Linked DNA regions of Homo sapiens: region 1 is linked to region 2. Evidence: chromatin contacts called from ENCODE Hi-C or POLR2A ChIA-PET data. All regions are on one chromosome and are shown on one strand. The core of a region is the stretch at or near the end of the contact, and the rest is flanking DNA. Distances in the headings are between cores, read along the strand shown. Region 1 has its middle 150 kb from the start of LINC02742. Region 2 has its middle 260 kb from the start of LINC02742.

The links. A loop is a pair of places that touch in the nucleus more often than their neighbours do. ChIA-PET counts read pairs that join two places held with the same protein, here RNA polymerase II (POLR2A). Pooled maps may share reads with other maps.
Region 1: a map of IMR-90 shows a loop between it and region 2 (6-fold over the local background). The contact joins two enhancer-like sites. A Hi-C loop is called at or near these places in 4 of 168 maps with a recorded cell type or tissue (Calu3, IMR-90, PC-9 and 1 more) and 3 of 50 pooled maps. POLR2A ChIA-PET finds 5 or more read pairs at or near these places in 1 of 52 experiments (PC-9).

The regions. Positions count from the first base shown.
Region 1 is chr11:28,754,088-28,758,527 of GRCh38, reverse strand. No RefSeq gene overlaps it. Among named protein-coding and RNA genes, the nearest start is that of LINC02742, 150 kb to the left of the region's middle. Within about 2 kb of position 1,412, at least 4 of the 41 ENCODE cell types and tissues checked have a DNase peak (open chromatin) inside an H3K27ac peak, as active enhancers do; they include IMR-90 and endothelial cell of umbilical vein, where a contact is called at or near this core.
Region 2 is chr11:29,156,798-29,161,336 of GRCh38, reverse strand. No RefSeq gene overlaps it. Among named protein-coding and RNA genes, the nearest start is that of LINC02742, 260 kb to the right of the region's middle. Within about 2 kb of position 1,601, at least 2 of the 41 ENCODE cell types and tissues checked have a DNase peak (open chromatin) inside an H3K27ac peak, as active enhancers do; they include IMR-90 and endothelial cell of umbilical vein, where a contact is called at or near this core.

The sequences.
Region 1 (4,440 bases), core at 163-2,662, 400 kb after region 2:
AAATAAGAACTGACTGGGGAAAATTCCCTCACTTTCTCTGCTCTGTGTTCAGAATATATAATATCTGCTGACGCTAGGTAGTAAAAATATATATATATTTCTAAGATTAAAGTCTGGTTTACAGACATTTTGTTCACATAAGCTGTAACAAACTAGTAAAAAGTCTTACTACAAAAGTCTCCAGTAAAATACATTGGCAAATCTACTCCTAAGCCGTGGTTTACTTATCTGCTGTCAAGAAGAAAAGGTAAGTAGATATGCTGTATGAGAACCTTATAATGTATTTCCATCATACTGATATCACTTTGAGGCTATTCCATAGGGTATATATCACTCTTCTTGACTATTTACATTAAGACTCCATTTAACATTTTTTTCTTTTAGCCTTTCTGTCTTCATTAATGAAAAACGCTACATTAAGAAATTTCTGCTTGCTTTTCCTTCTTGTTTCATATAGAGACCCATGTGTAATCTGCAAAGTAGTCTGAAAAGAATGGCACAAGCAGTCAAAATATTTACATATTTCTCTGTAAAATATTTCATATAAAGATTTAACAGGCGTAAGTAAGCTATGACAAGCATGCTCACTTATCTGAAGAAAAATACTTTGAGCTGATTTTCTGGCACTGAAAGGAAAGCTGGCTAAGTGACATCTTCCTTTATGGAATGCAATGATTAAACCAATGAGTTGTGCTTTACCTTCTCCAGGAAGGTCAGTATGATATGGAGCTGCTTTCAGTGATGCCCAACATATTGCACTTGAACTTACAGAACCTGTCACTAATATCGGTAAGTAAAAGCAAGGCTTAATGTTGAGGTTAAAACAAAAATGAAAGGAATAGAGACCAAAAACAAAATAAAACTGTATGAGAATGTAAATATTATATGAATAATTTCATACAAAAACTGGGAAAACAGTGAGTGCTCCAATATTAAGAACTATCTCAGGTTTAAAGATGAGAAATGGAGTATCTCAAAACCAGGTTTTATCTATAGACTAAATACATTTTTCTCTCCTCCTAAATTGTAAGAAGAAAATAACTGGAGAATATTGCTGTGATCTCTTACAAGTTCTTTCTTCCAGCTTTGGAAGAAAGAGAAAAATAAACAGAAAATTCATTTATCTCGAAAGATAAGTATCCAAGTTCAGAAATCCCTGTTTGCTTCACAGAGGAACAAGCTCTAATCTCACAAGCTATGGAGAAGTCCCATAGATTCTCCTATATTGAAGTCATCAACATCTCACATCAGAGAGTAGTAGGTTGAAGAGTGTAAAATTATGAACACTGGCACATCGGGAAGACCACATTCCAGCCCAAATTTCTCACCCATCACAATGACCTGAACTTAACCTCTACTACTTGCCACTTTTCCTTACTTGGCAATTGAAGAAAATTCCTTTCCCTTGACATAATTACAGAAATGGAATGAGTAAGAAGTTTATAGCCTATGAATAGTATTGGTCCTACTTTGGACAAGAGGGATAACTTGGAATAAGGTTGGATCCTTACTGTGTAGCAAAAAGGCTGGCTACCACAAACTCCCCAAAAAGATTACCATAATATTGTACAGTGCCTATTGGTGAGAGGCCTCCTTGTTAGCAGCTCTGAGCATAACATTCACTCTAACCTATCTTAAATTGCACAGTTTGTAAATGCATAGGCAATAAGTCTTGTCTAACAGGATTTCAATAGCCTTGCAAATTCTACCTTTGGAAAATATTCAAACCAATAATTGTCATTCATATTCTTTACCACCTTCTACTCATCTGCACAGAACAAGAAGCCAAGCTGGGCCTCTTAGAAGACTCGGTTCTGGTTGTTCAGCTTCTGTGATTTGATTCCCTACCAGTGACAGACAGGATGGGCAAGTGAGGCAGGGCTTCCATCCTAACTTAAAGGCTCAGCATTTAAAGGGTGACAATCTGCTCATTCCAATATGTCTCTCAAAGGAGTTAGTAGTAGTTGTCAATGTTTGTTTTCAGTATGATGTTTTTCAAGGCACTTTTAAAACCAGATGGAATTGGCACCAACTTTAAAAAATTCAAATGGGGTTTTCCCTGAATTTAGAAATATCTGGTAATTTTTTTATTTTTATTTATTTATTTATTTATTTTTTGAGACAGAGTCTCTCTCTGTCATCCAGGCTGGAGTGCAATGGTGCGATCTCAGCTCACTGCAACCTCCGCCTCTTGGGTTCAAGTGATTCTCCTGCCTCAGCCTCCTGAGTAGCTGGGACTACAGGCACGTGCCACCACACCCCGGCTAATTTGTTTGTGTGTTTTCAGTAGAGATGGGGTTTCACCATGTTAGCCTGACGGTCTCAATCTCCTGACCTCATGATCCACCCGGCTCGGCCTCCCAAAGTGCTGGGATTACAGGCGTGAGCCACGGCGCTCAGCCTAAAATGTTATTTTTTAAAATAAAATAGGAAGTTAAAAAGCACTGTGTACTCTTACATTCTGCCCCAGAAATAATGGGATGGATGAATAATGGGTTGGATGAAGATTGGGCTGAAAAGAGATTTCACCTTTGGGAGGCATCTCAATACTTCATTTGAACAAGGTAAAATATTTTTCATGAAAATAACCTATGTATCAACCTGAAAGCCGGTATGTATATGGAATCAATTTAAAAGATGGAGTATAGAGTTTGAAGTCAGGATGGTCAGGGGGCTAATCGCAACTTAAACAAGTGACAGCTGTATTAATTATCTGAGCCTCTTTCTTATCAATCAGCGGGACTAGTAATAGTATATGCTGCATGAGTTGTTTGTAGATATTAAATGTGATGTCAAATATAAAGTGCCTACTTGATATTTTTGATAAGGCACTTAAAAATACATGTTTTATTTTATAGCTTAATGACAGCTAAAGAGGCAAATAAATATTGTATATGAGTCTTTGCCACAGCTGCATACCTACCTTTCAATTCCCTGAATCCTTAGGCTTCATTCACTTTATCTCACCTGGATTACTGTCCTCCTGGTGGTAGGATCATTTATTCTTTTGTCATTTACTGACAGTCCTCTGTGTACCAGGCACTGTGCTATGGTCTCAGAGGGCAAAAAGTGCCATACATTCTGTACTCTCTGTCTTCAAGGAGCTACGCTTCAGGTGGTGGTGAGGTAAGCAGTGGCTTCTGATAGCTTTTACAATACATACAATGATGTGTCATGATAGAGGTGTGTAGAAGCTGCTAAACTGCCTTCTTTGGGGCTGGGGGAGATAGTCAACTTCATGATGAAAACTTCTGCTGAGCTGAATGTGATTTCAGAATTAATAGCACAAAGGACAGCAATATTCAAAGACAGAGACTCCTGCAAGAACAAGGTGTTCAGTTTGGTTGGAATGCAAGAAAGGTTTCATAAAGTAGTAGTAAGTGAATGGGGAGGGGTGTCATCTTCTGAAATTACTAACTTACAAAGATAGAATAAACTTGACTGACTGAAATAAAAGCAATCATATCAGCAGTCATTGCATATTATTTGTTATGTGTCAGGACACTTTTCCATATTAACTCATTCAATGCTTAGAAACACCCTATGATGTAAATATCATGACTGTATTATCATCATTTCACACATTAAAAAAAAAAAAAACCTGAGGTACATAAAGGTTTAGCTGTTTGCCCAAGGATATCCCACTAGTAAGTAGCAGAGCTGAGATTCAAACTGAGTCAGTCTAGGTCCTGAGCTGGAGTCTCATCACAACCATATTCTGCCTCTTTTGTTTTTGCATTATTAGTTACAGAAGCTTGTATCCCAAAAGATAAATGATGAGAGCCCATGGCATATGACTGGCCTCCAGCTACAGTGGCCTTATCAGCATTACACTGACAGACTGCCACTGGAGATCTTTCTATGAGCACCGCAGATGCATACACTTACAAAATGGGAAACATTCTTACCTCAAAAGGCTCTGAGGACCCAAAGTCATACATAAGCCTTTAGCCTGAGACATGCTAAAGATTAGTTGTAAATTTCTTTCCTTTCCTTTATTCTCTCTTCCTTTTTTACTTCTTTTTTCTTTCTTCTTTTCCTTCCTTCCTTCCCTTCTTCCCTCTGTTCCTCCCTCCCTCCCTGTCTCCCTATCTTCCGTCTTTCCTTCTTCTTATTCCGTCTTCTGAATTACTACCTAGTAACTCTTCTACTTCCCTGAATGACCTTTTGTGATTGTACCCCATAATAAAGCTTTAGTGACAAGAGACAGCTAGAAAAAATCCACTAATGCTGATAATTGTTGGTGATCATTCACAGGATTACTAGATGAGTTAGGAAAAGTTACTAGATGAGTTAGGAAAAGTTGTTAGATGAGTTAAGACCCAATCTCAGAATCATGGTCAACATTGAGCTATATCCATTTATAGTTTCCACTATTAAAAAATCTCCTTTGGGAGGCCAAGGCAGGCAGATCACGAGGTCAGGAGATCGAGACCATCC
Region 2 (4,539 bases), core at 352-2,851:
TGGTCCTCCCTTCCAAACTGCCCTTTACTTCTATCAGTGTGCTCTCATTCCCTCATCTCCAAGCTGTGATTACTAGCTCTGGTCTGTATTAATTTGTTGAATCATCGATGGCCTTGGAAGTCTTGATCCTCAAGACCCATATAATAGAAGTGTAGGATGGTAATGAAACTCTAGTGGGGAAAACACGCAATCAATTAACTCTCAATTACGTGCCCTCCCCCCACAACCACCTGCAGGAGATAAAGACATAGATTTTTAAAAACTCACTGATACTTCTCTTTAAAAGGTCTGTGCAATATGACCTCAAATGTTCTAAGTATGCATCATCTGTGAGTGGGAAAAGCATGGAACTAGTGGTCTGGATGTGAAAATGTACCGTACCTGAGCAATTCCTGTAATTTAAAGACTAAGATAATGCAACTACAAACTGAAGCCAAAAAGGATCTAGGAAACCCGGAAGACCTCCTGGAGGGAGAACCAGTAGGTTAAGAGAATCTTTAAAACTGAAAGATAGGTACAACAGAGACATATGATATAAAAGCAAAAGACAGAGTTTGGCATGAAAAGATATGAAGTACTATTGGGGTCCACTACGTTTTAGCTGAGTGACCCAAAAGGCAAGTCTAAATTTCCCCAAACCTCAATTTCTCCTTCTGTAAATAGGGATAATGAGAATCCTATTTCACAGGTTTCTTTTAATAAAATGTAATAATGCATCTGAAATAAAATGAAAATTCATTTTACTTTTTATATTTACAGGTATTATTTTATAATTAAGCTTTATTGAGTATACTTTTATTATAAGAGGCATGGCCGTCCTCTCACTATTTAGCAGATACTCGGCTTTTCTATCAAGCTTTCATGTATTCTATAAGGCCGGAGAAGAAAGTTTTTTTCTAATAAACTTGTCTGATTCCTGGAGCAGTCCAACCACAATCTTTTCTTTTTTTTAACTCCCTCCCTCCTCTTCTGCTTTTGCTCTCCCTCTGCATTAGTTTGTTCTCACACTGGTATGAAGAAATACCCGAGATTGGGAATTTATAAAGGAAATAGGTGTAATTGACTCACAGATCCATCTTGCTGGGGAGGCCTCAGGAAACTTGCCATCTTGGCAGAAGGCAGAGGAGAAGCAGGCATCTTCCTCACTGGGTGGCAGAACAGAGTGAGAGTGCAAGAGGGAAATGCCAGACACTTATAAAACCATCAGATCACCTGAGAACTCACTCACTATCACAAAAATACCATGGGGAAAACCACCCCCATGATTCAATTACCTCCACCTGGTCCCACCCTTGACACGTGGGGATTTATGAAGACAACAATTGCAGGCGAGATATGGGTGGAGACACAAAGCCAAACCATACCATTCTCCTTCTTCTCCTTCTCTTCTGTGTCCTAACTCCCATCCTCCTCCTCTTTTCTCTTTTTTCTTCTCTCTTTTTTTCCTCATTTGCAAATTCTTTATTTTCTTGGTTGATGCTCCAATGTTCTTTCAGATTCCTGCCTCCCTCCCTTGGAAACCTCTTCCAGGGCTGTAAACTTAGCTGTAATTACAGTCATGGCCATAAGGGAGCAGCAGAATGCAAAGGAGCATCGCTGGAGCCTGGAGAAAGCTCAATAGGAGAGCCCAGCTAAAGCACGAGCCTGGGCCACCAGCTCCTCTGAGAAGTCCCTGACATCTCAGAAGCCACTGTGGGACAGTGGCAAATGAACAGTTATTAAAGTTAGAAAGACTAGGAGTTTGAATTATTTTTCAACTGTGTAATCTTTGGAGATACTTAATCTCTCTGCCTTGGATTTCATTATTTAAAAGATTAGGATGATATCATCGAGATAATTTTGTAAAACATTTTGTGTGCAAAACAACAAACATGGTGGCTGAGTCATAAAAGATATTTAATGAATATTTCCTTTTCTAATTTTTCACTATCACACTTGTGTTGAATTTGGCAATCTTCACTTCAGGCCAGCCTAACTCAATTTACCAATCTGCGGACACACCTACACACCCAGGTAGCTTACCAGCTGCCAATCAGCCCAATATACCTCCATTTCCAACTCCACTTCTATAGACTTTGGGTCTTCTCCACAATTAACTCTGACCTACCAAATGACAAGGAGTCAGCTTTCTAACAATCTTGGATCAGATATACAGTAAACAGCAAGAAGACTAGTGTGATAGGGTGGCTCTTATATAGCCCTCAGTGACCCCACCTGTTGTTACTCAGGACCTAGTGTCATGCTTTCCCCTAGAGTAACTATCTTGTAACCAATAAAATACAGCAACATTGAGAGGATGTCCCTTTTCTACTTAAGTCACAAAAGATGCTGACTTTGTCTTGCTTGTGGATTCTCTCTCTCTCCCTTGTCTCATTAGCCTTGATGAAACAAGGGGCGTGTTGGAGAGGCCTATGTGGCAAGAAACTGAGGGTAGCTTCTTGCCAACAGCCAGCAAGGAATGGAAGCTCTCAGTGCAACAGCGCTTATGAAACTGAATCCTCTTAACGACCACGTCGGTGAGCTCGGAAGTGGATTTTTCTCCATCTGAGTCTTCAGGTAACACTTTTGTATTGCCTGACATGTTTACAGCCTTGTGAGAGACCTCAAAGCAGAAGACCCAGCTAAGCTATGCCCAGATTTCTACTTTGCAGAAATTGCAGATAAAAAAATGTGCATTCTTTTAAGTTGCAATATTTTAAAGTAGCTTGTTGCACAGCAATAGATAACTAATAAAATTAGTAAAAGAAGTTGAGATGAGATCAAAGTATATAAGGGAGTCACATTATGTAGGACCTTATATGCCATAGCAAATAAATTGAATTTTATTTCAAGTACAATGGGAAAACAGTGGGGATTATTCAGCATAAGACAAATATGCTCTAAATACATTTTAGAAAGATTTCACTGGTTGCTCTGAGATGATTAAACTGTGTGGGACTTGTTTCAGTGGTATTTTGCATGTCTTCTTACCAAAAAGAAAATAGTTTATTCTGTCTTCAGAGGAAATAGAGGCACTCTTTATCTTCTCTTTAATCATGCTCAGAAATAGAAAAACTTTTGTTATCTTTGGAATAATCTATGGCAGGATCAAAAAATCCAGTTTGGGAAATTTTTTTCAATTAAACTGTTTTTTGTATGAAAATGTAGTTTCACATACTATTGTAAGAAATAATATAGAGTGACCTCATATACTCTTCATCTAATTTCTCCCAACGCTAACATCTTGAACAACAGCAAGATGATATCACAACCAGAAAATTGGTATTTTTACAATCCACTGATCTTATTCAGACTTTATTAGACTTATATACATTCAAGTGTGTATTTAGTTCTATGAAATTTTATTACATGTGTGTATTTATGTAACCATCACCACAGTCAAGATAAAGAATAGTCTCTTCTCAGTAAAGATCCTCTGTGCTACACTTTTATAGCTATACTCACTACTTATCTTTTCCCTCCCCCATCCATAATCCCTGGCACCCAGTAATCTATTCTACTTTATAATTTTTCATTTCATGTATGTTATATAAATAGATAGCATGTGATCATGTGTAGCTCTTTAAATATTTTTATTTTTATTTTTTTACTCAGCAGAATTCCCTTGAAATCCATTAAAGTTACTGTGGTTTTAACAGTCTGTTCTTTTTATGGCTAAATAGTTAAGTAGAAATTCACGGTATGGATGTAACATGGTATGTTTAACCATTCACACATTGAAGGGCATCTGGACTGTTTTCGGTTGTGGGCTATTAGGAATAAAGCCATTGTGAACATTCCTGTATTTTTTGCAAGTGCTAAATTTTTATTTCTGTGGCGCAAGTGCAAAGCAATTTCTGGGCTATATGTAAATTGCATGTTTAGTTTTATAAGAAATTGCCAAATGATTTTCCAGAGTGGATATTCAATTTTACATTCCCCCAGCAAAGCATAATCCAGTTTTTCTTTATCCTCACCAGCATTTGCTTGGTTTATTATTTTTCCATTTGGATATGTTTATAGTGATATCTAATTGTGGTTTTTATTTATATTTTTCTAATGGCTAGTGATGTTGAACACCTTTTCAAGTGTTTATTTGCCATCTGCCTATTCTTGTCAGTGAAATGTCTGCCATGTATTCCACCCATTATCTAATTGAATTGTTTTTATATATTGTTCTGTATATCTTCCTAGACATGACTACTTTGTCAGATACGTGGTTTGTAAATATTTTATTTTAGTCTATAGCTTTTATGCTCCCAGCAGGTTATTCCATAGAACAAAAGTTTATAATTTTGATGAGGTCCAGTTTAACATTTTCTTTCTTTATCAGATATGATTTTCTCTCTTCTAAAAACTCCTTTCCAGCTCTAGATACCAAATATTTTCTTCTGTCTTTTTTTTCTACCAGTTTTTTAGTTTCATATTTTACATTTAAGTCCATGATCCATTTTGAGTTAATTTTTATGAGATATAAGGTTTAGGATGAGATTCATTTCTTTTTGCCTATGAATGTTCAATTGCTCCAGCCAGCATCATGTGTTGAAAAGTTTGTTCAGC